3 separate regions of the Homo sapiens genome follow, and regions 1 and 3 are each linked to region 2. Evidence: chromatin loops called from intact Hi-C (ENCODE). Cell type or tissue: B cell. All regions are shown on one strand. Links, peaks and the distances in the headings refer to the core of each region. The heading gives the core; the rest is flanking DNA.

Evidence for each region. Hi-C counts contacts between places; a loop is a spot of excess contacts. Peaks named below come from ENCODE experiments on the same cell type or tissue, not always from the same donor. Only the 100,000 strongest peaks of a DNase experiment are listed, where the experiment ranks them.
Region 1: it touches region 2 in a loop (17-fold over the local background); 42 of 110 quality-filtered maps call a loop at or near these places.
Region 3: it touches region 2 in a loop (4-fold over the local background); 14 of 110 quality-filtered maps call a loop at or near these places.

What each region holds. Positions count from the first base shown.
Region 1 is chrX:41,248,793-41,259,109 of GRCh38, forward strand. No RefSeq gene overlaps it. Among named protein-coding and RNA genes, the nearest start is that of LINC02601, 22 kb to the right of the region's middle. In B cell, for the core only: a CTCF peak has its summit at 5,085 (motif pointing left); a DNase peak (open chromatin) is centred at 5,049; H3K4me3 peaks cover 1,217 bases.
Region 2 is chrX:41,175,146-41,185,462 of GRCh38, forward strand. It overlaps USP9X (ubiquitin specific peptidase 9 X-linked), which reads left to right. Exons shown (of 45, transcript NM_001039591.3): 22 at 8,853-8,983; 23 at 9,252-9,530. Among named protein-coding and RNA genes, the nearest start is that of USP9X, 95 kb to the left of the region's middle. In B cell, for the core only: a CTCF peak has its summit at 5,237 (motif pointing right); DNase peaks (open chromatin) are centred at 5,256 and 9,356; H3K4me3 peaks cover 449 bases; H3K27ac peaks cover 3,083 bases.
Region 3 is chrX:41,233,125-41,243,081 of GRCh38, forward strand. It overlaps USP9X (ubiquitin specific peptidase 9 X-linked), which reads left to right. Exons shown (of 45, transcript NM_001039591.3): 45 at 1-3,455. Among named protein-coding and RNA genes, the nearest start is that of LINC02601, 38 kb to the right of the region's middle. In B cell, for the core only: no CTCF peak of the experiment used is centred there; DNase peaks (open chromatin) are centred at 3,717 and 7,557; H3K27ac peaks cover 2,462 bases.

The DNA.
Region 1 (10,317 bases), core at 1,613-9,612, 74 kb after region 2:
CACCACGCCTGGCCTCCTTGGACTCTTTTGAAATTCAAATGTCTTTCCTTATATGAAATGACGGTGATAGTTGTGGTTTGTTTGTTTGTTTGTTTGTTTTGAGACAGAGTCTCCCTCTGTTGCCCAGGCTGGAGTGCAGCAGCGAGATCTTGGCTCACTGCAACCTCTGCCTCCCAGGTTCAAGCGATTCTCCTGCCTCAGCCTCCCGAGCAGCTGGGATTGCAGGCGCGTGCCACCACACCTGGCTAATTTTTGTATTTTTAGTAGAGACAGGGTTTCACCATGTTGGTCAGGCTGGTCTCGAACTCCTGACCTGGTGATCTGCCCGCCTTGGCATCCCCAAGTGCTGGGATTACAGGCGTGAGCCACCGCGCCCGGCCTGTTTGTTTTTTAATTCCCTAACTTGGCACAACAAAAAGTTGGCAAACCAAATTGGTTCCTTTTTTTGTTTGTTTCTTTGTTTTTGATTTTGATTCAGCGTCTCACTCTGTTGCACAGGCTGCAGTGCAGTGGCGCAATCTCAGCTCACTGCAACCTCTGCCTCCCGGGTTCAAGCCATTCTCCTGTCTCAGCCTCCCAAGGAGTAGCAGGGACTACAGGCACATGCCACCACACCCAGCTAATTTTTGTATTTTTAGTAGAGATGGGGTTTCTCCATGTTGGTCAGGCTGGTCTCGAACTCCTGACCTCAGGTGATCCACCCACCTTGGTCTCCCAAAGTGCTAGGATTACAGGCATGAGCCACCGCGCCGGGCCAGGTCCTGTTTTTTGAAAAAGTGTATCAGTTTGTGAAATTTGAGATATCTGAGAGCAGCTCATCTATGGCATCTCAGTAAATGTTGGATTCCAAATGAGGCAAGCTGGAATGGGGCCCCTAGTGTTCACTGACACAGCAAACGTAGGGTCAGCAAACGACAGGGTGGAGCAGAGAGGACAGACATGTGTTTATTTTCTGTAGCTAAAGGACTTGACAAGTCAAAGAATCCCTGGCCATTAAAATCCAAGGAGTAAATATACCAACTCATGTACCTTACACTGATACAAGCTGTTCACTGATCTGAGTGCCCAGGGAGGGTTCATTCCCTGCATGTGGATTTGGGGAGAGATTCTCTTCTCCTCAGGGCCCAGGGACTGCCTTTTCCAGAACTGGCCATCACAATTTGCCCATCTCTCTTGGCAAAGAAGGACCTCCTTGGTCTGCTTGTCCAGGCAGGGCCTCCACAGACACTCCCCTGCCCTCACATGGTCTCCCCTCCTCTTGCTTCCTGCCCTGGCCTGGGTAGACTGGCCGTGCTGGGAGGAAAGGTGGCCCCTCATCATCTCCCCTACCCACTGTCCTGGGCCGTGGCCTCCATGTCCCACACTGTCCCACCCTCCACTCAATTGTCATGGCAAGAGAGTAAGTGAGGATGAAAATATGCAAAATTGGCCGGGCGTGGTGGCTCAGGCCTATAATCCCAGCACTTTGGGAGGCCGAGGCAGGTGGATCACTTGAGGTCAGGAGTTCGAGACCAGCCTGGCCAACATGGTGAAATCCTGTCTCTACTAAAAATACAAAAATTAGCCGGGCATGGTGGTGGCCGCTTGTAATCCCAGCTACTCGGGAGGCTGAAGCAGGAGAATCGCTTGAACCCGGGAGGTGGAGGTTGCAGTGAGCCAAGATTGCGCCACTGTACTTCAGCCTGGGAGACAGAGTAAAACTCTGTCTCAAAAGAAAAAAAAAAAAGAAAATATGCAGGATCACATTTGCTTCCCCACGCCCTTCCACTGCCCAGCATTTCCTACTGTCTTTGCCTTGTCCATCCTCTCATCATGGCGGCAGCCAGGCCAGTCTTGTTCTTTGCCTTGGGGATGTATTAGCAGAAAGTAGAGGAAAAGGGGCTGCTTCTAGCATCCAAGTTTTAAAGGGCCTGGCCCCTGAGAGGCAACAAAATAACTCCAAGTGGACCCTTGATTTGAGGCAACACCTGGTGAGTCCGGGCATGTGGACCCTTTTCTGGTGCAGGCACGTGGACCATCTCTCTTGGACCAGAAAAAGGTCCATGTGCCCAGACTCACAAGGGAGTAAAAGGGTGAGGGAAGGTATGCAGGCCCAGAACAACTGCTCACAGCCCAGCTGGCAGAGGGTGCTAGACCCAGAGGGGCCTGCAGATGAGGGCCAGACACAGCTGCAAAGGCGCGCGTGCGTCCTTCACAGTTGCCAACAGGTGGAAACAGCCCAGGCATCCATGAACAGATGAACGGGTAAACAGAATGGGGCCTATCCATACAATGGAATATGACTCAGCAATGAAAAGGAAGGAAGCGCTGACGCGTGCTGCAACATGGATGAACTTTGAAAACAGGCTGAGTGAAAGAAGCCAGATACAGGAGGCCATGGTCGCACGATTCTATTGATATAAAACATCCAGAATAGGCAAATCCATAGAGATGGAAAGCAGATTAGTGGCTGCCAGGGGCTGAGAGAGGGGAGAAGGGGAAGTGACTGCTAATGGGCAGGGGTTTCTTTTTTTTTGGAGAAAGGAAAATGTTCTGGAACTAGATAGTGATGATAGTTGCACAAGATTATGAATGCACTAAATGCTACAAATTGCACACCTTAAAATGGTTACAATGGTAAATTTTATGGTATGTATATTTTACCACAATAAAAAAAACTTTTGGCCGGTGAGCTGGCTCACACCTGTAATCCCAGCACTTTCCGAGGCCGAGGTGGGTGGATTGCTTGAGGTCAGGAGTTCGAGACCAGCTTGGCCAACATGGCGAAACCCCATCTCTACTAAAAATACAAAAACTTAGCCGAGTGTGGTGGCGTGTGCCTGTAGTCCCAGTTACTCAGGAGGCTGAGGCAGGAGAATCACTAGAGCCCGGGAGGCAGAGGTTGTAGTGAGCCGAGATGGCACCACTTCACTCCAGCCTGGGCAACAGAGCAAGACTCCATCTCAAAAAAAAGAAAGAAAGAAAGAAAAAACTTTTAATGGTGAACATGGTTAATTATATATGTATTTTACCACAATAAATTAAAAAAAAATTTTTTTTTTGAGACAGGATCTCGTTCTGTCACCCAGGCTGGAGTGCAGTGGTAGTGCAATCTCAGTTCATTGCAACCTCTGCCCCTGGGCCTCAAGCAATCCTCCCATCTCAGCCTCCCGAGTAGCTGGGATTACAGATGTGCGCCACTATGCCCTGCTAAATTTTTTTGTATTTTTTGTAGAGACAGGGTTTTACCATGTTGCCCAGGCTGGTCTCAATCTCCTGAGCTCAAGCAATCTGATTCGCCTGCCTTGGCTTCCCAAAGTGCTGGGATCATAAGTGTGTACAATTAAATTATTATTGACTATAGTCACCCTGTTGTGCTATCAAATACTAGATCTTATTTATTCTGTAAATACTAGATGCTATTCTATTTTTTTGTACCCATTAACAATCCGCACCCACTCCCACTACCTTTCCCAGTCTCTGGCAAGCGTCCTACACTCTACACAATAAATTTTTAATTTAAAAAAAATTTATTTTTTATTTTTTGGTAGAGATAGGTTCTCTCTATGTTGCCCAGGCTGGTCTTGAATTCCTGGCTTCAAGCTATCCTCCTGCCTCAGCCTCCTAAAGTGCTGGGATTACATGCATGAGCCACTGAGCCCAGCCTCAATAAATGTTTTTGTTTGTTTGTTTGTTTGTTTTTTGAGATGGAGTCTCGCTCTGTTGCCCAGGCTGGAGTGCAGTGGTGCGATCTTGGCTCACTGCAACCTCCACCTCCCAGGTTCAAGTGATTCTCCTGCCTCAGCCTCTCAAGTAGCTGGGATTAAAGGCGCTGCCACCATGTCCGGCTAATCTTTGTATTTTTAGTAGAGATGGGATTTCACCATGTTGGCCAGGCTGGTCTCGAACTTCTGACCTCAAGTGATCCACCTGCCTTGGCCTCCCAAAGTGCTGGGATTACAGGCATGAGCCACCACGCCCAGCCGCCTCAAATTTTTAAAAAAACATGTGCCTTCCCCTGCACGTTGCTCCAGGGACGTGCACACACACCCTCTGCCTGGCACACCACAGCTGACAAGGGCTGACAATAGTCAATTTCATCAGAGTGCTTTTCTCACCTAGATCCTTCCTTTCTGCCTCCTCACCACACCCCTTTACCCACAAACAGTGGGAGGGGAGCCCTGGACACTCTCAGCTTCCTCCTGCCCCTGAGTTCCAGCGATCAAAGATAAAATTGAAAACATTAGCTATGCCCACTGCTCCCTGGTGGAAGGCAGCCACCTTCTGAGGAGGTCCCATGGGAGAGTGAGTCCCCTCCCCGTGCATAACCCGACCCCCAAATTGGGGGCTCTTCAGACCTCATCAGATCCTGCACAGGCCCCCCAGGATAGGTGCTTGGGGTGCAGCAGCTGGCCAAGGCGCTGTGCCTTGTTGTCTAGGTGGTGTGCCCACCCGGGCTCCCGGTCCCGCCTGGTCACAAGCATCCCCGCGTCAGCTGATGAACACCCCTGTCCAGCAGGTGCCAGACACCCGAAATCAAGAGGAGTGTCCTGTGCTCCAGGAGCCTGAGAGGTGGCAAAGTCCCCGGGGGGAGGCGTGATGGTAGGGAAGGCTTCTGACATACCTCTGCAGGGGCCAGGGCCCTGAGTCCCGGGTCCCCATGGTGTGTTTCTGTGTGAAGTCAGTGGCACTGCCAGCGCCGTGGTCATATTACCTAGGCCACAGCTGCCAGGCCTGCAAGCTCTTTCCTACTTCCCTTAGGTGCCCAGACCCAAAGTCAAGAGGACCTTGACCCGTGGGGGTCGTGGGGAATGAAAACCGTCCTGCGAACTTGAACTTCACTAGGGAGGCGGCGCTCTCTCTGCCCCGGTTCTATCACGCGCATCCGTTAGGAACTAAGCGGCACCTGCGCGAGGCTAGGCTTGTTGACATATTTCTTGCTGGCGGCGTCCTCTCGCGTGGAGCACGACTGCGCAAAGCGCCGACAGTCCCCCGAGCGAGGACGGCAGCGAGACTCCGAAGCCCCCTTAGCAACCAAGCCGGTGCCGCTGCCCTTGCGCCGGGACTGCAGCCGGGTCTTCCGAAGTGAGGATATGCTGCCCTCTAGAGGCCGCGGGGTGACATGGCCCATGAGGCTGTCTGGGCAGGGTGGGTTCGGGTGGGAGGAACCAAGGTGGACAAGCCTCGAAGTAAGAGATCTGTTCAAGGTCACAGGGAGTCGGGACTCATGCGGAGGCACAGATCCAAGCTCTCTGTACTGGGCCCTTTGGTATTCTGTTGGCTCCTATTTTTTTGTTTGTTTGTTTTTTGTTTTTTGTTTTAGATGGAATCTCTGTAGCCCAGGCTGGAGGGCAGTGGCGCGATCTCGGCTCACCACAACCTCCACTGCTGGGATCAAGCGATTCTCCTGCCTCAGCCTCCCGAGTAGCGGGGATTACAGGCGTGCGCCACCATGCTGGCTAAATTTTGTATTTCTTAGCTTTTTTTAAGCTTTTTTTTTTTTTTTTTTTGAGATGGGGTTTCGCTCTTGTTGCCTAGGCTAAAGTGCAGTGGCGTGATCTTGGCTCACTGCGACCTCCACCTCCAGGGTTCAAGAGATTCTCCTGCCTCAGCCTCCCGAGTAGCTGGGATTACAGGCGCGTGCCACCATGCCTGGCTAATTTTTTGTAGTTTTACTAGAGATGGGGTTTCACCATGTTTGGTAGAGATGGGGTTTCACCATGGTCTCAAACTCCTGACCTCAGGTGATCTGCCCACCTCGGCTTTCCAAAGTGTTGGGATTACAGGCATGAGCCACCGTGCCCTGCTGCCCCTGTTATTTATTTATTTATTTATTTATTTATTTTTAGATGGGATTTCACTCCTGTTGCCCAGGCTGGAGTACAATGGTGCGATCTCAGCTCACCGCAACCTCTGCCTCCTGGGTTCAAGCGACTCTCCTGCCTCAGCCTCCCGAGTAGCTGGGATTACAGGCACGTGCCACCACATCCGGCTAATTTTGTATTTTTAGTAGAGACGGGGTTTCATCATGTTGGTCAGGCTGGTCTCAAACTCCCAACCTCAGGTGATCCACCCGCTTCAGCCTCCCAAAGTGCTGGGATTACAGGCGTGACGACCGTGCCTGGCCCTGCCCCCTTTTTTTAAAAAGAAAACAATCCGGCTGAGCGCTGTGGCTCATGCCTGTAATCCCAGCACTTTGGGAGGCCGAGGCGGGCAGATCACCCGAGGTCGGGAGTTCGAGACCAGCCTGATTAACATGGAGAAAGCCCGTCTCTACTAAAAAATACAAAAATTAGCCGGGCGTGGTGGTGCATGCCTGTAATCCCAGCTACTCGGAGGCTGAGGCAGGAGAATCGCTTGAACCCGGGAGGCAGAGGTTGCGGCGAGCCGAGATCGTGCCATTGCGCTCCAGCCTGGGCAACAAGAGCGAACCTCTGTCTCAAAAAAAAAAAAAAAAAAAAAAAAAATCTCATTTCTGTAATCCCAGCACTTTGGGAGGCTGAGGTGGGCGGATCACTTGAAGCCAGGAGTTTGAGACCAGCCTAGCCAACATGGTAAAACCGGTCTCTATTAAAAATACAAACTTAGCCAGGTGCGGTGGCGAGTGCCTGTAATCCCAGGTACTTGGGAGCCTGAGGCAGAAGAATCCCTTGAGCCCAGGAGGCGGGGGCTGCAATGAGCCAAGATCATGCCACTGCCCTCCAGCCTGGGCAACAGAGTGAGACTCTCTCAAAAAACAAACAAAAAACCCTCTCACACACTCATACATACACAGAACTCATGAAGCTTAACCCTCAGAGCCCCTCATTTGCAGAAGACTCTTCGGGGCCTTTAAAATGGGATACGTTTCACATAGAGTTTTCACATATGTTTTCACATATAGTTTTCACATATGTTTTCACATATAGTTTTCACATATAGTTTTCACATATGTTTTCACATATAGTTATTATTGGCCATCCTGGGGTAGGAATGACTTCCAGGAATGATTTGACCTGCCCACCTGGCCTCATGATACTATGCACTATAGCAGCTGGGACTGGGCTGGTGGAGGAGCAGCAAGGTTTGGAATGTACAGAGCCAGACGTTAATCCATGGAAAATTCTTCCAACCATCAAACATGAAAACTTGTAAGCAGATCAAAATGAAAGTTTTTCCTCTTAAGAATATAATCAGGCTATGCGTGGTGGCTTACGCGTGTAATCCCAGCACTTTGGGAGGATGAGGCAGGAGGATCTCTTGAGCTTAGGAGTTTGAGACCAGCCTGGGCAATGTAGGAAGACCCTATCCCTAAAAAAAAAAATTAAAAAATCAGCCAGGTGTGGCGGCGCATACCTGTAGTCCTGGCTACTGGGGAGGCTGAGGTGGGAGGATCACTTGAGCCCAGGAAGTCAAGTCTGCAGTGAGCCATGATTGCACCACTGCACTCCAACCTGGGTGACAGAGTGAGTGAGACCCAGTCTCAAAGAAGAAGAAGAAGAAAAAAAGAAAAAAAAAAATATATATATATTCAATAATGCAGTAATATAATTGCAAACTCACTATATGATGAAAATATTTTTCAAATATTTCTATATATAACCTATAGAAACTATTCTGACATCTGAGAAGTAAATTGTACCAAAATATTTTTTCAGATCATACCAAAAGAGGAAGAGATAAATTTTGAATAGAGGTAATATATGGGCTCTTAGATTATTAAATAATCTACTTAATAAAATAAGTGAAATACATGAACACAGCAGGAAAACATTTACATTTTGTGCAGATTTGACTAAAATACTGTCATTGATAAAGATAACATAAATCTCATAATAGACTAGACCTCTACAGCAAGAATTGGAGGTCAAATTGGTCCATGAGTATTGCCAATTTAGAGTATTTAAGGTTAGTTCCTGAACATGAAACCTTGATATACCCTGAAAACTTACCGCTTTTATATGAAAGAAACTTGATAGAGGTTTTCCCAAATTTGACAACAATCCTAAAAATGTGCACAGAATTATTAATTATGAAAATGTAAAGCTGACATTTTTCTAAACTATCAGTAATGAAAACCAAATTTCTATCAACCATGTTAGAACAAAAACTGAACGATCTAACTATCTTTATTTATTTATTTATTTTTTTTTTTTGAGACGGAGTCTGGCTCCGTCACCCAGGCTGGAGGGCAGTGGCACTGTCTCAGCTCACTGCAACCTCCGCCTCCTGGATTCAAGCGATTCTCCTGCCTCAGCCTCCCGAGTAGCTGGGACTACAGATATGCGCCACCTCCTATGCCCGGCTAATTTTCGTATTATTAGTAGAGATGGGGTTTCACCATGTTGGCTAGGCTGGTCTCAAACTCCTGACCTCAGGTGATCCACCTGCCTCGGCCTCCCAAAGTGCTGGGATTACAGGCGTGAGCCACCACGCCCAGCCAAAAACTGAATTATCTTTCTATCCTCTCCCTAGAAAATATTATAAAGTTGCGGCCACACGAAAAGGTGATCAAAGAGTATGCAGTCAAAAATTACAGGGGGAAAAAGGGCCATTGAGGTTTGTTAAGCAGTTAACAAAACTTTGTTAGTTTTCTGAATTATATGAAATTTGAGGTATTTCTCAGCTTTGAAAACATTGTGAATTGCGTTTTCTTTCTAATTCTAAATAGGCATCCCTTTCCTACCTAATTTTGCATTCACATTTTGTGGTTTTTAAAACATTTTTATTAAAATTTTTTTTTTCTTTTAAATAAAGACGAAATCTTCCTATGTTGCCCAGGCTGGTCTTGAACTCCTGGGCTCAAGCAATCCTCCTGCCTCGGCCTCCCAAAGTGCTGAGATTACAGGCGTGAACCACTGTGCCTGGCCTGTGTTCTTTTTTTTAAAGGGCTTCCCAAAATTGTATAATCTTTAGGGACCACAAAACCTGGGTCCACCCCCATGCATGCATGCACACACGTGCACATGCATGATCGCACATGTGCATGCACCCCAATGCACACATGTACACATATTCCAGAAAATTCATAGAATCACCAAATTATCACAGATTTATTCAAAGCTTGCTCCAAAGAGAATTATTTTTGCTAATTAAGTTAACTTTACTAATTAAACTATTTTTCCCATTGGTTCCCCCAGTACCTTCTGTTCCTTTAGTGTCACCCCCCAAAAAATTGCAGAGGACCGCTTTGGGCCATTATCGCATAATTCTCTCAGACAGAAGGGGTGGTTTTCCTTCCTCTTTCGTCTGTCGGGTATTTTAAGATTGTCATCATCTGTTATGCGAAAAAAAAATCAAACTTTCATTTTTATGTTAATTTCCATGAGCTAAACGTTCATTTTGTTTTACTGACATTTATAGAAACAGGTTTTTTAGAAGTCTGTTACTCAAAGTTAAGTGGATGCAACCTGAAGAGGGGTACCTCGTCCCCTGAAATCTATGATAACATCCTCCTTGGTAGGGAGGCTCTGGTCCCATGATGGGATTTTTGCTGACCTAGAAGAAGAAATATAAGAGGCATACGGGTACGCCAGATGGTGAAAAATAGGTTTACAGCACCAAAATAGTGTTGTTTCTTCTTTATTAAAAACTAGGCTAGTATTGAATGCCAGAAGGCGCGAAATCCAGCACTGAGGAAGAATCTCCACATTTAGCATTCATCTTGGCACGCATGACAAGGCAGGGGACAGTGGGCGCCCCAGCCTGGTGGGGGGCATTGCTGCAGGCTGGCTTCTGCGGCACACAGGATCTGGGAGGTCCGAGGCTGGGAAGGCCAGCTTGGCCCCCGTTCCCCATCCCCACCACCATCAGACTGGAAGTCCGCAGCTCTGTACACTCTGACTCACCGCATCTCCTTCATACTAGATTCTAATGTCCAAGAACCAGGAAGGCTGGAACCTTGACCTCCAAGAAGTCCTAGCTTCTTCAGTGTCATTGTTGGTAACTGCCATCTTTAAAAGTTTCCCCCAGGCTGGACGCGGTGGCCCACGCCGGTAATCATGAGCCACCGCCAGATTGGGAGGCCGAGGTGGGCGGAACACTTGAGATCAGGAGTTTGAACCCCGTCTCTACTAAAAATACAAAAAATTAGCCGGGCGTGGTGGTGGACGCCTGTAATCCCAGCTACTCGGGAGGCCGAGGCAGGAGAATTGCTTGAACCCGGGAGGCAGAGGTTGCAGTGAGCGGAGATCGAGTCACTGCATTCCAGCCTGGGTGACAGAGCGAGACACCGTCTCGAAAAAATAAAATTTCCCTCAAACCATTAGCAACCAGTCTCCTTCGAGCTCTCCAATTGAGAAACTAGAATTCAAGAGGGTTAGGCTCTTCGCCAGCAAAATCCTTATCACCTGCGTCATC
Region 2 (10,317 bases), core at 1,592-9,591:
GGGAGTCCTTTCAGACTGTTCTGTGTTACTTTAATATGTTCCCATTATTCTTTCAGCACTTGTGTGCTCTTTGGCTCAAGATGTTTAAGATTAGGTCAAGTGTAGTGGCTCACGCCTATAATCCTAACACTTTGTGAGGGTGAGGCAGGAGGATCACTGGAGCTCAGGATTCATGACCAGCCTGGGCAACATAGCCAGACTTCATTTCTATTAAAAATTTCAAAAATTAGCCAGGTGTGGTGATGCGCACCTGTAGTCCCAGCTACTTGGGAGGCTGAGGTGGGAGGATCACTTGAGCCTGGGAGATGGAGACTGCATTGAGCTATATGATCAAGCCACTGTACTCCAGCCTGGGCAACAGAACAAGACGCTGTCTCAAAAAAAAAAAAATTTAAAAAAGTTCCAGATTAACATCCTGTACCCTCTCTGCCCCAGTCCTGAAATTGGCTGTTTCTCCAAGGAGGCCTGTTTGATTTATTTTCCTGGAGAATGGTGTTTAGAAACCAAGATCTGGACATTTATTGCACTCATTGCTATCGATGTATTGTTGCTCCCTGGCTCTCTAAGCAGTTAGAGCTAAGGAATGTGTGTATGTGTATCCACATTTAAGTCTATTACTATATATATACACACACACACATGAATATATATATGTGTGTAAGTTTTTACAAAACCATGGGGTCACACGACTTCCTCCCATCCCAGCCTATCACAGTTTCATTCTAGTTTTCTCCCTTTCTATATTTGTAATTTTTTTTTTTTTTGAGACAGAGTCTCGCCCTGTCACCCAGGCTGGAGTGCAGTGGCGCAATCTCGGCTTACTGCAACCTCCGCCTCCCTGGTTCAAGGGATTCTCCTGCCTCAGCCTCCCAGTAGCTGGGATTACAGGCGTGAGCCACCATGCCTGGCCAAACTCTCTTTTCTGACAATGAAAAACCTGGCTTCTGTTATCCTCTCACTTATTTTCCTATTTAATCAGTTATCTCCAGACCCCCCACCCTTTCTTTGAACGCAGAAGGACTCTTGTCTCTGAATGTTGGGTCTCTACCCCAGGGACACTCCTCGCTCTGCTTGAGTTGAATCTTTATGCTGAGCTCTACCCACTTATTGGGCTCCCTCCTCCTCCTTCATGGTCTGTAATTCCCAACATAGGACTACCTTTAAAACTTGCACATAGTTTAATTAGAGCACTCATAAAATGATAATTAGTATCCTCAGAGATAATTTGGACAGTCCAGGCAGGTACTTCAGTGTGGCTGAAGGCTTCCTCAGGAGATAGTAAAAAGACACAAAACCAGTACAGAGGAAATGCTGACTTGACATTGCTGAGATACAGTGCAAAAGAGTGGAGCTCTGAGATAGATGGGCTACCATTAAGATAGGCACAGGGGGAAGTAGAACCTGCCAAGGTCCATGAAAGTCTAGTTTAGGATTGTATCTCACAAGATGAGCCCTTGATGCAAGTATTCACTTTAAATTTTCCTTTAAAAAGAAACAGGCTTCTGCTTACACATCTACCCAGCTGAGGGGGCTTTTTGCTTTGCTCATTTTAATTTTTTTGTTGAAGATTAACAGTTCTGTTGTTCTGGCTACTGTTGCCTGGAAGAAATCACACATGAACAAACTCACCTTCTGCATTATACTGACATCATTATATTTGCCAATTGATTGTGAGCTAATTGGGGTTATAGAAACGTGCTATAGCATAACAGACTGTAATTATTTCTCTCTAGGCTATTACTGATGGATATTATGTTTTCTTCTTTTTCCAGCATCATCTTTTACTGTCCTTGAGTTTTTTAACTAGCTTTTTATATTAAAATAATTTCAAACTGTTTACAAAGAATACAGTTGGCTCCCAAATTCAGTAATTAACAGTTTGCCGTAGTGATGGCAAAAGTTTCCTAACATTTGGAGAACAAGTTGTAGACAATCATCTTTTTCTTCCTAAATAGCTTAGTATATGTCTTCTAAAAACAAGAATGTTCTCACTTACATTAACATAGTATTATTCAAAATAAAAAAAATTTAGCATATACAGTAATATCATCTAATCTGCAGACCATTTTCATATTTTGACACTTTCCTCAGTATTGGACTTTATAACAATGTTTTCTGGTTGAGGATCTAAATCCAGGTTCATACATTGCATAATTATTCGGTATCTCTTTCAGTTGTCTTTAATCTGGAATAGTTCCTCAGTCTTTGTCTTTTGTGACTTTGTTTTTGAATGGCACATGTCAGTTGCGCTGAATATCTCTCATTGGGTCTTATCTGTTCTGATGATTATATGGAGGTTGTACATTTGACAGAGTACTACTTGTATGTTGATGTGTCTAAGAGCATCACATTGAGAGACACATGTCACTGTGTCTTTGGTGACATTAACCCAGATCACTTAGTTGATAGCTGCCAGGTTTCTCCTCTAAAGGAGAGAGATGCTTTGTGTAGAGAGATGCTTTGAGACTTCGTAACTATCTTTTTCCTCATCAAACATTTGTTTTATCATCTATTGTGATTGTTGCCTAAATGTTTTTACTATGATGGTTGCAAAATGGTAATTTTGTTTTAATTTTGTCATCCTTTCTACATTTATTAGTTGACATTCTATAAGGTAGTGCTTTGTTTTCTCGCCTTTATATTTGTCATATATGATCACTCTTATGGGTTTATTTTATTCATTGGGTTATAACCATTGTAATGGTTATTTATTTTGATGCTCAATTGTCCTAGATATGGTCAGTGGAAGCCCCTATAGGTTAGACCCAGACATACAACCTCAATTTTTTTAAGGTACTTTATTGTACTTTATTATTTTCTGGTATGAGAAGATGTTTCAAGCTTATCTATAGTATTTCCTCTGCCCCAGCTCTGGAATCTGCCATTCCAGAGTTTTTAGAAGGAAGGGTATTTAGAAATCAAAATCCGAGGTTTAAATCTTTTTTTTTTTTTTTTTTTTTTTTTTTTTTGAGACGGAGATTTTGCTCTGTTGCCCATGCTGGAGTAGTGCAGTGGCGTGATTTCGGCTCACTGCACCCTCTGCCTCCTGGGTTCAGGTGATTCTCCTGCCTCAGCCTCCCGAATAGCTGTGATTACAGGCACCTGCCCTCATGCCCGGCTAATTATTATATTTTTAGTAGAGACGAGGTTTCACCATGTTGGCCAGGCTGGTCTCGAACGCTTGACCTCAGGTGATCCACCCACCTCGGCCTACCAAAGTGCTAGGATTACAGGTGTGAACCACAGTGCCCCTGCCAAGTCATCCTTATTTCATTCTAATTGTGGTAAGGTGATACCTCATTGTGGTTTGGATTTGCATTTCCTTAATGATTAGTTATGTTGAGTGTGCTTTCATGTACATGTTGGCCATTTGGATGTCTTCTTTTGAGAAATATCTATTCAAGTCTTTTGCCCATTTTAAAAATCGGATTTTTTGCTGTTGAGTTCCTTATATATTCTGGATATTAACCCCTTGTCAGATGCATAGTTTGCAAATATTTTCTCCAATTCTGTAGATTTGTCTTTTTGTGGTCTTATTTCCTTTGTTGGGTAGAAGCTTTTTAGTTTAATGTAATTTCGTTTGTCTGTTTTTGTGTTTGTTGCCTGTGCTTTTGAAGTCTTAGCCAAAAAGTCCTTGCCCACACTAATGACATGAAACATTTCCCTTGTGTTTTCTTCTAGTAGTTTTATAGTTTCTGGTCTTACATTTAAGTTTTTAACCCATCTTGAGTTTATTTTTACATATGATGAATAATAGGGGTTTAGTTTCATTTTTCTGCATATGTATATTCTGTTTTTGCAACACCATTTTTATTCAAGAGATTGCCTTTTCCCCCAATGTGTGTTCTTGGCACCTTTGTTGAAAATCAGTTGTTTCTGATTATGTGGATTTATTTCTGGGTTCTCTATTCTGTTCAATTGATCTGTGTCTATTTTTGTGTCAATACCATGCTGTTTTGGTTACTATTGCTCTATAGTAAATTTTGAAGTCAAGTAGCTGATGCCTTCAGCTTTGTTCTTCTTACTCAAGATTGATTCGGCTATTTGGAGTCTTTTGTAGTTCCATATGAATTTTAGGAGTGTTTTTTGTATTTTTTTGTTTTACCTTGCAGATTCACCTCAAAGGATGTTTTTTCTATTTCTGTGAAGAATATAATTGGTATTTTAATAGAGATTGCATCAATCTGTAGATTGCTTTGGGTAATATGGACATTTTAACAATATTTGTTCTTCCAACCCATGAACATAGAATATTTTTCCATTTATTTGTGTCCTGTGTTCGTTCTTTCATCAGTTTTTTTTGTAGTGATCTTTCTCCTCCTTGCTTAAATTTATTCCTAGGCATCTTATATTTTTGTAGCTATTGTGAGATAACTTTCTTGATTTCTCTTTCAGATAGTTTGCTATTGGCAAATGGAAACACTACTTAGTTTTGTATATTGATTTTTGTATCCTGCAGTTAACTAACACAGGTTCACGCTTGTACCAGTCCAGCTTCCTAGTCATCTTCCATTCCGTATTTGTATCTCTACAGCAATGAGAAATCTGAAACCTGAGGGAGTTGGAAAGGCTTCTTAATCAGTCTTCAGCCTCTGTCTTTAGGCCTTCGAATCATTTGTGCCTTCCCAAGTGTTTGTTGTTTTCATACCCTTGGCTTTTCTCAGATTTAGTGGGGCATTAATTTATAGGCACCCTCTTCTCCTTGCCTTCACAACAACTAAACCAACTTCACAACTTCAGCTAAACCAACTATCTATCCCCATCTTCACTACACCGTCAGTAATTTGTTGACAGCTGTTTAATGTGTTGCTTCCCCTTCTGTTTTTATGTTCTTTTGAGTTTATGTATTTTTATATTCATTCATTCTCATTTTAGTGGGGTTTGGGGATGAAGTACTGATAAATATAGTGCAGTACACCATATTTAGTTGACATAATTTTTAAAGCTGTCTTCTGCTTTTATTACCTCCATTTTCTAAATTAAACACCTTGTTGGGCTTCTCATCTTGCTTTGCAATTATTATGGGACAGAAGCATTTCACATTAGATTCTTAGCTAAGGCTTCTCTCAAAAGATATATTTCATTCTTGTCTGTTACATCGTTTAGAATTTACATAGTTTCATTTGTTAGTATTTCAGTAATAGTCCTTGCAGTGCTTTACTGCAGATTCAACCTTCACAACATACTGTAAAAACACAAACCCACCACTGAATCCTTGATCTTGTGATTGGCGCTTAATGCCACCAGATGGCGAGCATGAGCTCTTGTCAGACAGTTAAGGCAAGAAACTTGAAGTGGGTGCTTTCTTCATGTTTTATATAATGAAACTAGAATACCTAAATTTGAAACAGCCAGCTTTTGAAAAAGCTGGTAATGGTTGTATTGCAGCAGAAAATCATAGGCTTTGGACTCAAATGGACTTGAGTTCCAATCCTGCTTCTAATTGCTACTCTATGGCGTTAAACATAAGTTTCATAGTTTATTAGAGCTTCCTTATCCTTAGAACTGGGATAATGATAACTTTTTTGTGTAATTGCAGGGATTAAATGAAACAATGTATGGAAAACCCCTAGCCTAGGGACTGGCACTTAGTATTCATTAAACATTAAACCACTCTCTGTCACTTCCTTTTCTTAGAGCTCCTGCTTCCTTTCTTATTTAAGAGTTTGTGTCTAAAACGTGGTAATACAATCTTTTGTAAAAGTCTGTTGTAAGCTCTTAGCACTGATAAACTCAACTTAAACCACACATCATCTCTATAAGGTATAGTTAATGACTAGGAAAAAAGCTAATGATTCTCTCTTTCCCCTCCATTTAAAATACATCCAAGAGTGCACAAATGCTAAATGATCACCCAAATGTTACACTTCTTTTCATTCTGAATCTTTGCCTGAAGCCAAGTGCCCATGTTATGATTTGCTGTTAAACTTAAAACTTCTGCAGTCCTCTCTATATGTAATACCATCTTTTGTAAAAGTCTGTTGTAAGCTCTTAGCACTGATAAACCACACAACATACCTATAAGGAAATTATTAATTTTATCTGTATTTTAAAGACGGAGAAACTGAAGCACAGAGAGATTGTTAATTCACCTGGGACACATAGCTTAAATGCTATTTCTCATTTCTTTTTTTTTTTTTTTTTTTTTAAAGAGAGAGGGCCTTACTCTGTGTCCCAGGCTAGAGTGCAGCAGCATGATCCTAGCTCACTGTAACCTCAAACTCCTGGCCTCAAGTGAGGCTCCTGCCTAAGAGTAGCTAGGACTACAGGTACACACCACCACACCTGACTTTTTTTTTTTTTTTTTTTTTTTTTTTTTGAGATACAGAGTCTCACACTGTCGCCCAGGCTGCAATGCAGTGGCGCAGTCTCTGCTTACTGCAGCCTGTGCCTTCTGGGTTCAAGTGATTCTCCTGCCTCAGCCTCCCGAGTAGCTGGGATTACAGATGGACGCCACCACGCCCAGCTAATTTTTGTATTTTTTGTAGAGATGGGGTTTCACCATGTTGGTCAGGCTAGTCTTGAACTCCTGACCTCAAGTGATCCGCCCACCTCCGCCTCCCTGAGTGCTGGGATTACAGGCATGAGCCACTGCGCCCGGCCCACACCTGGCTTATTTTGAAAATTTTTTTGTAGTGATGGGGGTCTTGCTGTGTTACGCAGGCTGGTTTTGACCTGGGCTCCAGTGATCCTCCCATCTTGGCTTCCCAAAGCTTAGGTATCTTTTCAAAAGGCTAGAAAGAAACCAAAATCGTCATAAACTCTGGATGACAAGATTATGACTGGCTTAAATTTTTCTGGCTTCCATTTTTTATAAAATGTAACATGATATAATCAGGGATGAATATGAGAGCTGGAATGGCCACTGAGTGTTAACTTTGATTCAGATCTCTCAAATGAGTAAACTATAATTCAAGACCATTAAATGATTTGCTTAGAATTCACTACTTCTGACCGGGTCACGCTGGTAATCCCAGCACTTCAGGAAGCCAAGGTGGGAGGATTGCTTGAGCCCCTGGAGTTTGAGATCAGCCTGGGCAACATGGCATAACTCTGTCTCTACAAAAAAATATGCAAAAATTAGCTGGGCATGGTGGCACATGCCTGTGGTTCCCAACTACTCAGAAGGCTGAGATGGGAGGATCACCTCAGCCCAGGGAGGTTGAGGCTGCAGTCCTCACGCCACTGCACTTCAGCCTGGGTGACAGAGTGAGACCCTGTCTCAAAGAAGAAAAAAAAATATCCACCACTTCCTTTTCTTGAGCTCTTCTTTTTTTTTTTTTCCTCCTACTCCCCTTTGCCTCCATCCTTCACTCAGAATATTTTTAAGCCAAGCAAGATACTATGAGATACAGTGGTTAAGCATATGAATTGGGTTGCTTTTAGGGAGTAATTTGACAATGTATGTCAAGTCTTTGGGCATTATGTTCAACTTCTTTATGCTTGCAGGGTTTTGCATGGTGAAAATTATAAAAATTCAGCTGCTAGGATCTTTGATGTTTAAAAAGGTGAGGGGAGGTAAAAACCTAAATGCCCAATAATAGGAATTAAACTGGTAAAATAATATTGTCATTTTAATAATCAGATAAAATGATATAGATGAATATTCAATGACACGAGAAGATATTTATAAATATTTTATTATAAAAACTATTTTAATTGGTTACATTATATGTCGCTATGCCTTCAGAGTAGAGAGAAGTGACAGTTTCAACACAAACTGAAAAATTTGTAAGATAATGGCTGCTATTTCTAGGCCTGTAAAAATTCATTTACCCAAAGAAAATCATAGTTTTTTTTTTTTTTTCTGGAGATGGAGTTTCGCTCTTGTTGCCCAGGCTGGAGTGCAGTGGCGCAACCTTGGCTCACTGCAACGTCCGCCTCCCAGGTTAAAGCAATTCTCCTGCCTCAGCGTCCCGAATAGCTGGGATTACAGGCGCATGCCACCACGCCCGGCTGGTTTTTGTATTTTTAGTAGAGATGGGGTTTCATCATGTTGGTCAGGCTGGTCTCGAACACCTGACCTCAGGTGATCTGCCTGCCTCAGCTTCCCAGAGTGCTGGGATTACAGGCGTGAGCCACTGCGCCCAGACCTATTTTTCTTTTCTTTAAAAGAAGCTTTTACTTAAAAAAAAAAAAAAAAATTATCAAGGTATTTTTTTAATCATAGGGCAGTTACCTTAGATCATCAAAATACTTTCCAAGGTTGATTGACTATTAATAAAGTTGGAATATTTGGTAGCTAATGCTTAATTGTATTTTGGGATTATCTTATTTTTCCCCCACTGTGTCTTTTCACCGTAATTTAAAATTATGTTTTAATATTATGACAAAAGGACAAAAGCTCTGCTTGCTTTGAGGTGAATGTACATAGGCACTTACCCTTTTTCGATGTTTGCTTTTTAGGGTTCATTTTCTTGGATATCACTACATTCCTTTCAGTGAAGCAAGCCAGTTAATATATAGTGTCAGGGGGCAAACAATAAAGAGGTTAGAGGGAAGAGTTTATAATTTTTTTCTTGTTATTTTCAGTCAGAACTACTTCCTTTTGAAATGTATTTTTTTCCATCTCCAGTGGCTGAGAGGAGAGTATCTTGATTTGAGGTCCCTGAGTAGCAGATGCTTTGTATTGAGAGTAACTGATTAAAGAGCCCTGTTTTTTGTTTTTGTTTTTGTTTATTTTTTTTTTCTTTTTTAATCATTCCAGGTCTTGTCATGTCTTAGGAAGTTTGAGCCTATAGCCCAACTGAGTGGATTGTTATTCCATATTAGTATGGTCTTCAAGATATCAAAAGTTAAATATGTATGAACACATGAATTACATTTTCACACTGTCTCTTTTTTTCCTCCAGATAGCACAACGATAGAAAAATTAAGAGCTATTTGTTTAGACCATGCCAAACTTGGAGAAAGCAGCCTTAGTCCATCTCTTGACTCACTTTTCTTTGGTCCTTCAGCCTCACAAGTGCTATATCTAACAGAGGTTAGTTTTTGGGGTTTTTTGTTGTTGTTGTTTTCTTTGTTTTTCCTTTTAAATTTATTCTGTGTTCTTTAAATTTGACCTTTCATATGGTAAGGTGAATGATTTGGGTAAAATTGTAATGAAGTAGTTTTGAAATGAAATATTAATTTGAAATAAATAATAGTGAGATGGTCAAGAGTTTCTTGGCACTGACAATAGTACAAATAGAAGTTATTTTTTTTTTAAATCTTTTAATACAGCCCTCTCCCCCTCTTCTCTATTTTTCCAGGTAGTCTATGCCTTGTTAATGCCTGCTGGTGCACCTCTGGCTGATGATTCCTCTGATTTTCAGTTTCACTTCTTGAAAAGTGGTGGCCTACCCCTTGTACTGAGTATGCTAACCAGAAATAACTTCCTACCGAATGCAGATATGGAAACTCGAAGGGGTGCCTACCTCAATGCTCTTAAAATAGCCAAGCTTTTGCTAACTGCCATTGGCTATGGTCATGTTCGAGCTGTGGCAGAAGCTTGTCAGCCAGGTGTAGAAGGTGTGAATCCCATGACACAGGTAATACAGACTTTTTAAAAATCCTTTTATAATAGTAGATAGCAATTTTTAAAGTAAAACTAATTAGTATTTTAAGTGTAGAGTTCAAGGTTGACTCAATGTTCAAAGTGCCTTATTTCAGAGGTTTTCTTTATGATGTTTGTATTAAAAGTGCAAATACTTTTCGCTGACAGCTGATAATCTGAGGGTAGTTTCTCCCTGCCCACTTAAATCTTGCTTGACTTTCATTTATTTTAAACCTAACAAAAACTCCATATGAATCTCTTATTAACTTGTGCCTGGTAGATATATAAAGACACAGATTGTAATAAGAGATATAATTGGTTTATCTTGTTGCTTGTTTCCCTTCCCACCTTGGGCTTAAACCCAAGTTCTGAGCTTATTCTGACTCGGTTTCTGCCTTGGTGGCATTCTTGATCCATGTCACAAAAAATTCTCAAGACATGCCAGAATTTGATACTTATTTATGAGAGATCAAACTATGCATTTAATTCTAAGTAAAGTTTTATAAACATCATAAATGATTGTTTTACTAAGTTACTGATAGAAGGTAAAACTTCAGGGATAAAGATTTTCTTCTTTAGAAATGGCTTAGTTTTCAATTGTGGAGATCAGAATGTTGATATTTATGGTAATATCACATATAATTGTTTTAGCTATGATAATACTGTGGTTATGTTTAAAAGGAAGAGCCCCCTATATTTTTGAAGTGATTGCTAAGATACTTCCAGGTGAAATTACATGATATCTAGGATTTGCTTAAAAACAATCCTGGGGTGGAGAAGTG
Region 3 (9,957 bases), core at 1-8,000, 56 kb after region 2:
ATTCTGATATTAGGTTAATCACTTTGAAGCTATAGTTATGCTGTAACATTTAGCATGGCTTCACACCAAGTTAGTGTAGCCAATGAGGAAAAAGTTACCATAATGACAGCAGTTGTCCGAGAAGTGACAGCTGTATTACTCAGAGCTTTTACTTCTTACACCTAGAATATTAAAATATAAAACAAGGGGAGAAATGTGACAGTCTATTTTCAGTTGCACATATGTTCCTTATATATAATGTTTGACAGTTCAATCTCTGGGTGGAATAAAGAACACTTACGTATCAGTAATGGGAATTTTTAAAGATTTAAAACAAATATGCAAAAATTTGCTATGCCAAGATGCTGGAGCATAATATAAGACTGTATTTGGTGTGCTTGTTTTGTTTCTTTGGTAGAGTTTATTAGGTGAATCTTCTAAAACTTTCCTTCTGTTGGATCCCAGTGACGTGGAAGTCATCAGAACCCCACGGTACTTGGAGTACCTCTCTGCACCAAGATAGCTGGCTGATTTTCTGCTCAGTCACAATTTTACTTGAAAGCAAGAATTGTCCTAGCTCCTTTTCCATTATTCCAAAACGTTTAACGTTCAAAGCAGGGTCTCATTAAAAAAGAAACTACTGGTTGATATAATTGAGATATTACAATTTCAGAATAAACATTTGATTAAAAATAAGGAAATCCTCAGTTCATACTGTATTTAAAAGAGAATTGGTAACTTGAATGTGTGTAATTTTTTGGAACCTGTCTAAAAACCAAATACCCCTGCAAACAGATACAGCCCACCCTATTCTATTTAAATATTTTGCTGTTTTATTTTATAGAAATTATTTTGCTGAATTCACAAATAGAATTTGATTTAAGAAGAACTTTTTGTCCTGTGGTGTGTTTTTGGTTTTTTTTTTGGTTACTTTTTTTGTCCTTTTTTTTTTTTTTTAAAAGAGGACTGCATATTAAAATTCATTCTGTGCATAGCATGCCTAGGCATGACACTGATTCAGGATTTCAGTCACATCAAGTTTTTGTGCACAGAAAGATTTGACCTTTGGCCCTCTACTGAAGATTTTGAGAAATCAGGATGTTGACACTGTAAAAGTTTCCTAACATAATCTTGTACTTTTTGTATGTTTTTTATATACATGTATATTTAATGAGCACAAGCTTGGTTGTATTTTTTACAATTCAGTTAATAGGGAAATGTTTTGTCAAAAGGCTACACTTGGAACTGAACAAAGCAGAAACAAAATTGAGCATTGCATTATTTTGTGATTAAAAGGGGCAGGTATTTAAGATAAAGCTTTGGGTATCTTATTTGTAGTACTGTATAGTCAACCTGTGCTTCTAGGTGTTCCTGTAGGACATTTTGACACCGATACTTTGAGTGAAAGTCACACACGGTGTTTGCAATTCCAACTGATTTTTGTTTTGTTTTTATTTTTTTGTTGTTTTCTTCTTTGAGATGGAGTCTTGCTCTGTCACCCAGGCTGGAGTGCAGTGGCACAATCTTGGCTCACTGCAACGTCGCCTCCTGGGTTCAAGCGATTCTTCCGCCTCAGCCTCCCGAGTAGCTGGGATTAGAGGTGCCCACCACCACGCCCAGCTAATTTTTGTATTTTTGTAGAGACAGGGTTTCACCACGTTGGCCAGGCTGGTCTTGAACTCCTGACCTCAGGTGATCTGGCCGCCTCGGCCTCCCAAAGTGCTGGGATTGCAGGTGTGAGCCACCGCGCCTGGCCCCAGTTGATAGTTTTTTTAATTTAAAAGTTCCTCAATTCCAAGCTCTTTAAACGAGTGAAATAGGTTAACTTTATTTGGATGAGTTAGGTGTACCATCTCACCATCTGAGAGGAGATTTATATATTTCCTGCTGCTCCTTAACAAAATATGTAATGTACTTAAAAACTTTAACGACTTCCTAGTTGAGAGAAAACTTGACATATAAAAGGCTGTGAATTTTTCTGCTTGGAGGAAGAGCCCAACCTTGGTTGCTTTGAAGTTACAAGCCCCCTTGTGCCAGGTGAGGGGCTTGTGAGTCATTTTTGTCTCCATTTGAGGAAGAGTGGTATTCGTTGTGACTAGGAGCAAGGGAAAGTGGAGTTATTTTTGTTTGTGCAAATTATTTTCTATATTTAACTCAAGCATTAATGTATAACCAGAAATTTAAAGATGCATGTTGTTGCAAGAGCAACATAATGGTGATTTTGAGGTCTTTTTCTGAACACAAGTGGCACATTTTAAATTTCAAGTCTTCAAAGTGCCTAAGGATTATTTAGTTCTCCCTCAACTGATTTTTTGAGCCATATATTTCCTATTTTAAATGTTTGCGGAATCGCCAGTCTTCCTTTGAAAGAAACAGCCCCCAGAATTCTAAATGACACGATTATAGAAGACAGTAGAATGTGTTACCATAAAGACTGAAGATATTTTAGTTGTAAAACCATGTGAACAAGGGCTTTTGCCCTATTGTATCTAAGTATTTCAGTGCACAACTTGTTAAACCATGTTGCTGCTGTTTCTAAGCCCTCCACCAACTGAACTTTCATGTTTAGCATTGTAGAGGCAGAAATAACATACTAGGTTTTTTTTTTCTTTCATTGATTTTTCTCCTGGTGATAATTTCCCAGCCTTGTGTCTTTTAGCTGTTGTGTATACAAATTTAGAATTAAAATGTTTTCTATTTTTTTCATGATTAACTTAGTGAATAACTTAAATCCTTAATCCTCGTAGTGGTTAGAAAGATGAGGAGACTTTTTTGACTTACATTTGTAAATGAAAACAAGTCTGTGAATATTCAGATGACTACTTCGAAGTAATTCAGTTTTTTTATTAGTATTTTTCCAGCTTATGTTTTCCCATGAGCTATTTTACTTTGCTGAATTTTGTGGGTAATTTGGTGGATATATCCTGCCTTATTTAGGATTATAGCTGGATAAGAAAATTGCCTTTTCATTGTAAGTGCCCAGTTTTGGTCTCTAGTTTGAAGGTACTACATACTGCCGATAAAGGAAAACACTCCCCTACACCCCAGTTTTTGTGTTACCAAGAAAAAAAAAACAGTATTGGTTTCATAGTAGGACTCAACCAGAATTGGTCCTACATATATGTGAGTGTTCAGTTTTTGCAAATAAGGTTTTTGAGTGTGATAAAACACTACAGAAGTGCTAAGTGTATTGAGAATTTGCTGCTGATTGTATTTATAACAATTACTTGACGTTTGCAGAAATTTAGCACTTTCCCTCCAAATTTATAGGTGTAAGAGAAGCGGGGGCAAGGTGCACCACATTTTAAAACTGCAAATGTGTGAAAATTTATTTAGAGATTCAGATTCCTAAAAGGAAATTTCACCACCCAAGTCATGCACTTCTTAGCCTTTTACAAGCCAACAGACTGACATGAAGATTGTTCACAGTTCCTAAGATTTAGCACATATACAAAAATAAAACTTTATAAATTCAATTTCGGTTTTCCCTTTATTTATTAATACAAGATTTCTAAACAAGGTAGATGTGTAATAGAGCTGAAGGGAATTTTTTAAAGGGAAATGTTTATGAGGAATTCAGCCATCATTGTGTATATCCAAAGTGGATTCACACCTAAGGACCTCAAAGAAATGAGTTGTGATCTAATTGCAGACTTTAGAGTTAAAACTAAGATTCAGCAAACTGTGGTGTTTCAGTTCTCTTAAACTGGAAATAAAGCAGACCACATGTTTTGAGGGGAGCCACAGAAGTGAAAGTTAACTCTCTAGCAAGTTCCATCTGCTGTTTTTTAGTGTCTAGAAATAGCTCTTTGTTGTCATGTCCCAGGGAAATTAAGATTTCCTCAGAAACCTGGAGGTGCTTTCCTAAAGTTGGGTTACTTCAAGAACTGCTAAAAGACAAATCTCAGATTTTCACTGGATTTAATTTCACTGATTTTTTTAAATAGAAAACTAATATTTAACTTTTCTGCAATTTGGAAAACTCCCTCCAGTTGGATTAGACTGTATTTTAAGTATTTTTAGCTACATGAGTACATCTAACTGAAAATCTACATCACCACCAATATTTTGAATTGTTTCTTGTAATCTGGTAACTTAGAGATAGGCAAAAAGTTGACATCTTTATTTTTATCTGTACCTGAAAGTTTAGATACTCTTACTAAAGTTGGGGTTACATAAAACGTTTCAGTAACTTTAGGGAGGTAAAATCTCAAGAGAAATTTCTTAAATTACACCAAAAAACTTTCCTAAATAGAACACGTTTCAGAGCCATTTAAATAAAGGTTGATTATTTTAAGGTCATTCTATTTAAATGGTCAAAACTCAAGAGTAAAATAGGAATCATTTTAGCCATCTGAGAAAACAAGTCTCATTCTGATCCATTAACATTAGACAATATACTGCATTTCAACAAATCCAAGATGCCATTGGTTACAAGGCGCCTCAGCAAGCAAAATCACTGACTTTCATGGATATTAAAACGTGGGGTATCCCATCTGGTAGTAATCCTTGTCATGACAAACGTCTTTTCACATCTGGAAATAGGTTTTTGTAGTGGGCTTTTCTCACATTGCTTTTTTTTCCATTAGTGGAACTTAGAAACCCTATTTTTATGTGTAATTGCTAACAAAGCTGGCCAATTTACAAGTTTATGAAGAAATGGCTTGATGGAACTGAACCTTTGAGGAGTCACCGAATTATTAATGAAGTGCCCTGTGTAAGCGGTCTTCTTGAGATAGTTTTGTGTCGTAGCTTCTGGTTTTCACATGCATTATAGTTAAGACACCAAGTGGACTTTCTTGCTCTGCCAGTATGGTTCAGCTGCCCTGGACTAGTCTCTGCCTGTCAAAGCACTCCCTATGTTAGAAAATGAGTATAGAGGCCAGGCGTGGTGGCTCACGCCTGTAATCCCACCAGTTGGAAAGGCCGAAGCGGGTGGATCACCTGAGGTCGGGAGTTCGAGACCAGCCTGGCCAACATTGTGAAACCCTGTCTCTACTAAAAATACAAAAATTAGCTGGGTGTGGTGGCGCACGCCTGTAATCCCAGCTACTCAGGAGGCTGAGGCACGAGAGTAACTTGAACCAGAGGCAGAGGTTGCAGTGAGCCGAGATGGGGCCACTGCACTGTAGCCTGGGCGACGGAGTGAAACTCTCAAAAAAAAAAGAAACTGGCTTCTGTAGCCTTCCCAGCACTAGCCAAACTCCTCAAAGGTAAGCAAGTGGGGGCCACCTTGCAAGATAGTAAGAATTGTGTTCATTTTCTATTTATATTCAACCCTATAGATGTGTTTAAAAAACAAAATATTCCAAATAGGTACTTTGGGTATTGGAACATTTTTTTCCATGGAGTCCTTTTTAGCAATTCAGTTGCATCAGGAATAGAAATGTATTCTTAACAGTGTTGCTGCTGTGTCTCTTAAATCACTTGCCATTAATTATCTTATGTTCTCATCTAATTCTTCCCCCACCCATTAAAACATTGGTACACCTTTGGAGTTCAGAAGTAAGGATGATTTTGGCTGGGTCTTAATTCCCATGCTGCTGGGACCAGAGAGAAGAAAGGATATGCTTCATGGAGGTTCAGAATTGCATTCCCTTCTGACCCACCAACTACTGCCTGCACGATAGCTGTTAACAAGAGGAAGCATTTGCAGGATGTCAAGGAAATGAGTCAACATTTAGGGCACATGGTATGTTGAGGGAAAGTCCTTCAGAATCCATTTTCCTCAGGTGTCTATATGTTTAGGATGTGGCCCTTATTTCTTGATGTAAACTAGTGTTTTCTGCTGGGTGATTAAGGAAACAACTTTTTCAGGCTGTGTTTAAAATCAGTCAGAAACCTAGATGGGACTGCTTAAATTTGGTAAGTTAGTACCATTAAGTTGGGTTTTTGTTTTGTTTTGTTTTGTTTTTGAGACAAAGTCTAGCTCTGTCAGCAGTGGCGCAATCTCGGCTCAGTGCAAGCTCCACCTCCCAGGGTCACGCCATTCTCCTGCCTCAGCCTCCCGAGTAGCTGGGACTACGGGCACCCGCCAACGTGCCCAGCTAATGTTTTTGTGTTTTTAGTAGAGACGGGGGGTTTCACTGTGTTAGCCAGGATGGTCTCGATCTCCCGACCTTGTGATCTGCCCACCTCGGCCTCCCAAAGTGCTGGGATTACAGGCGTGAGCCACCGCGCCCGGCTAAGTTGGTTTTAAATAAGCTCTTAGGTTGTAGTTAGCCTTTTCTATTGCTCCAAGATTGGATTTTTTAGTTTTCATTTTATTTTATTATTTGTTTTTTGAGACGGAGCCTCGCTCTGTCGCCCAGGCTGGAGTGCAGTGGCGTGATCTCAGCGCACTGCAACCTCCACATCCTGGGTTCAAGAGATTCTCCTGCCTCAGCCTCCCGAGTAGCTGGGATTACAGGCGTGTGCCACCATGCCCGGCTAATTTTTGTATTTTTAGTAGAGACAGGGTTTCGCCATGTTGGCCAGGCTGGTCTCGAACTCCTGACCTCAGGTGATCTGCCCACCTTATCCTCTCAAAGTGCTGCGATTAGAGGCGTGAGCCACTGCACCCAATCCAAGATCAGAATTTTTATCTAACAGAAAAACAAAAAACAAAAATTCAGACTTGCACTAAAATGGTAGCAGGTTTGCCTTACTAATGGCCACTGAAGCTTGGTTTAATAACTTAGTAACGTTAAGTGCTAGATAAACTGGATGTTGGGTTGTTGTTTAGCACTTATCAGCACAGCGTTAGACACTGATATTAGCAGGCCTGGCGCGGTGGCTCACGTCTATAATCCCAACACTTTGGGAGGCCGAGGCGGGTGGATCACCTGAGATCAGGAGTTCTAGACCAGCCTGATCAACATGGTGAAACCGGGTCTCTACTAAAAATACAAAAATAATTAGCCGGGCATGGTGGCGGGCACCTCTAATCCCAGTTACTCTGGAGGCTGAGGCAGGAGAATTGCTTGAACCGGGGAGGCGGAGGTTGCAGTGGGCCGAGATGGCGCCGTTGCACTTCAGCCTGGGCAACAAGAGCAAAGTTCCATCTCAAAAGAAAAAAAAAAAAAGGAAGAAAGTCCATAAACCCCACCCATGTTCAAGGGGAGGGGCATCTCACATTGGCCGGGCACGGTGGCTCACGCCTGTAATCCCAGCACTTTGGGAGGCCGAGGCGGGCGGATTACCTGAGGTCAGGAGTTCGAGACCAGCCTGACTAACATGGAGAAACCCCATCTCTACTAAAAATACAAAATTAGCCGGGTGTGGTGGTGCATGCCTGCAATCCCAGCTACTCGGGAGGCTGAAGCAGGAGAATCGCTTGAACCCGGGAGGCGGAGGTTGCAGTGAGCCATTGCACTCCAGCCTGGGCAATGAGAGCGAAACTCTGTCTCAAAAAAAGAAAAAAAGAAAAAAAAAGAAATGGCTACAGGATGTCCCTCTCATTCTGTGTTTTTGTCTCTAGAAAAGGATGATAAAGTAACCAAGAGTGACACTTATATTATCAGGTGCTTTTGAGGAGTAATAATTTATCAATATGCAATCCACATTTAGGCTTTTAACTGCTGTTCCGCTATGCTGAAGTGCAATGGGCAATACTCATCACAAAAGCAGCTTAGAGCTGTAAACAAAAAAGAGGAATTACTTTTAGGGAAGCTGGTTTAACTGTACAAATTTAAAGTCAAGAATTAACTTAAGATTTAAGGCTAGAACTAAAAGAAAGCATATATAACGTCATACCTGAATCTCCTACTAAATTCTGAAGTTTGGCATTAGGTTGGTTTGAAAACAGTTGTTAAAACGTGGCCTTCTGGCCTGGCGCAGTGGCTCACGCCTGTGATTCCAACACTTTGGGAGGCCGAGGCAGGCGGATCACTGGAAGTCAGGAGATTGTAACCAGCCTGGCCAACATGGTGAAACCCCATCTCTACTAAAAAATACAAAAATTAGCCGGGCATGGTGGCAGGCACCTGTAATCCCAGCTACTTGGGAGGCTGAGGCAGGAGAATCGCTTGAACCCGGGAGGTGGAAGTTGCAATGAGCCAAGATCACGCCATTGCACTCCAGCCTGGGCAACAAGAGCAAAACTCCATCTCAAAAACAAAACAAAACAAAACAAAACAAAAACTTGGCCTTCTAAATTTGACTAGTGAATGGGGGAAAAGTCAAGTAAGGTTTGTTTGTTTTTTTATTCCGAATTTGTTTACAGATGTACCGTAGCTGAAATACAGTGTTACATTTTGTGTCTAGATTAAAAGAAAATACAGTTGCCTAAAATAATATCCCATATTTTAAATTATGCTGTACATCAATTGCAGTAGTTTTTTTCACCCCACAGTAGTTCTTTGCAATGCGTTTAGCGTGAACTCCTGTTGAGGAGCAGCTTTTGTTACAAATTCGATGTGGGATTACAACTTTGAAAACTGAAATACGCCTTTTATTTTTTTGTAGCTCTGATTTGAACCTCATTTGAAAATAAGTACATTGAAGATTTATACTAACACATTTCCAGTGGCTGAGATCAAGTGTTATAACCACTACTTTGAATGAAAAGAAAATGTGCTAATGTGCTGTACAAAACACACGGGTCCCAGGAAGAAAATAAAATAGCAGCCCATATTTTCAAGTGATAGCAGGTTGTACCCTGACTCAGCACCAATCCATCCAAATCCTTTAGCAGCTTTAAAATGTGGATGTCAGCCGGGCGCGGTGGCTCACGCCTGTAATCCCAGCACTTTGGGAGGCTGAGGCGGGTGGATCACCTGAGGTCGGGAGTTCGAGACCAGCCTGACCAACATGGAGAAACCCCGTGTCTACTAAAAATACAAAAAATTAGCCGGGCATGGTGGCGCATTCCTGTAATCCCAGCTACTTGGCAGGCTGAGGCAGGAGAATTGCTTGAACCTGGGAGGCGGAGGTTGCAGTGAGCTGAGATCGCGCCCTCGCTCTCCAGCCTGGGCAACAAGAGCGAAACTCCATCTCAAAAAAAAAAAAAAAAAAAATGTGGATGTCGCAGGCCCCAGTGGTGACTTCGGTACAGCACCAAACAAGAAGTGGGCGTGTGAGCTCTGTGTTCTGGCCCAGAGGGGCAATGCCTAGTTCTAAGAAAGCAGTCTGTGTACGGTTCTTCTCAAGTCTGGTCTCCACTCCAAATGTTTTCCTCCATTAGAAAATAAAAGCTTGTTTATTCATATGAAACCCTACCGTGGTGACTTTGATTAAAAATGCATCTCCTTTATAACTTTCGCAAATGGGCTGAATTTAGACTGTGCCTACTTGTAGCCACTTGTCAAGTCTCCAAGACAGGAATTTTTCTCATCTGCATTTCAAAAACTCTTGTCTTTGTTACAATAAACTTTCTCTTCATCAGAAGTTAATTTTAGGCCGGGTGTGGTGGCTCAGGCCTGGAATCTCAGTACTTTGGAAGGCCAAGGTGGGCGGGTCACCTGAGGTCAAGAGTTCGAGACCAGCCTGGCCAACATGGTAAAACTCTGTCTCTACTAAAAATACAAAAATTAGCCAGGCGTGGTGGCATGCACTTGTAATCCCAGCTACTTAAGAGGCCGAGGCAGGAGAATCACTTGAACCCGGAAGGCAGAGGCTGCAGTGAGCTAAGATCATGCCACTGCACTCCAGCCTGGGTGACAGAGACTCCGTCTCAAAAAAAAAAAAAAAAAAACTTAATTGTGCTGTCATAATCACTCAGGAATAATAATGCTGCAAAGATGTTATGGGACTGAAGAAACAATGTAAAGAAAGGAGGTGGCCGGGCGCGGTGGCTCACGCCTGTAATCCCAGCACTTTGGGAGGCTGAGGCGGGCAGATCACAAGGTCAGGAGATCTAGACCATCCTTGCTAACACGGTGAAACTCCGTCTCTACTAAAAATACAAAAAATTAGCCGAGCGTGGTGGCGGGCACCTGTAGTCCTAGCTACATGGGAGGCTGAAGCAGGAGAATGGCGTGAACCCGGGAGGCGGAGCTT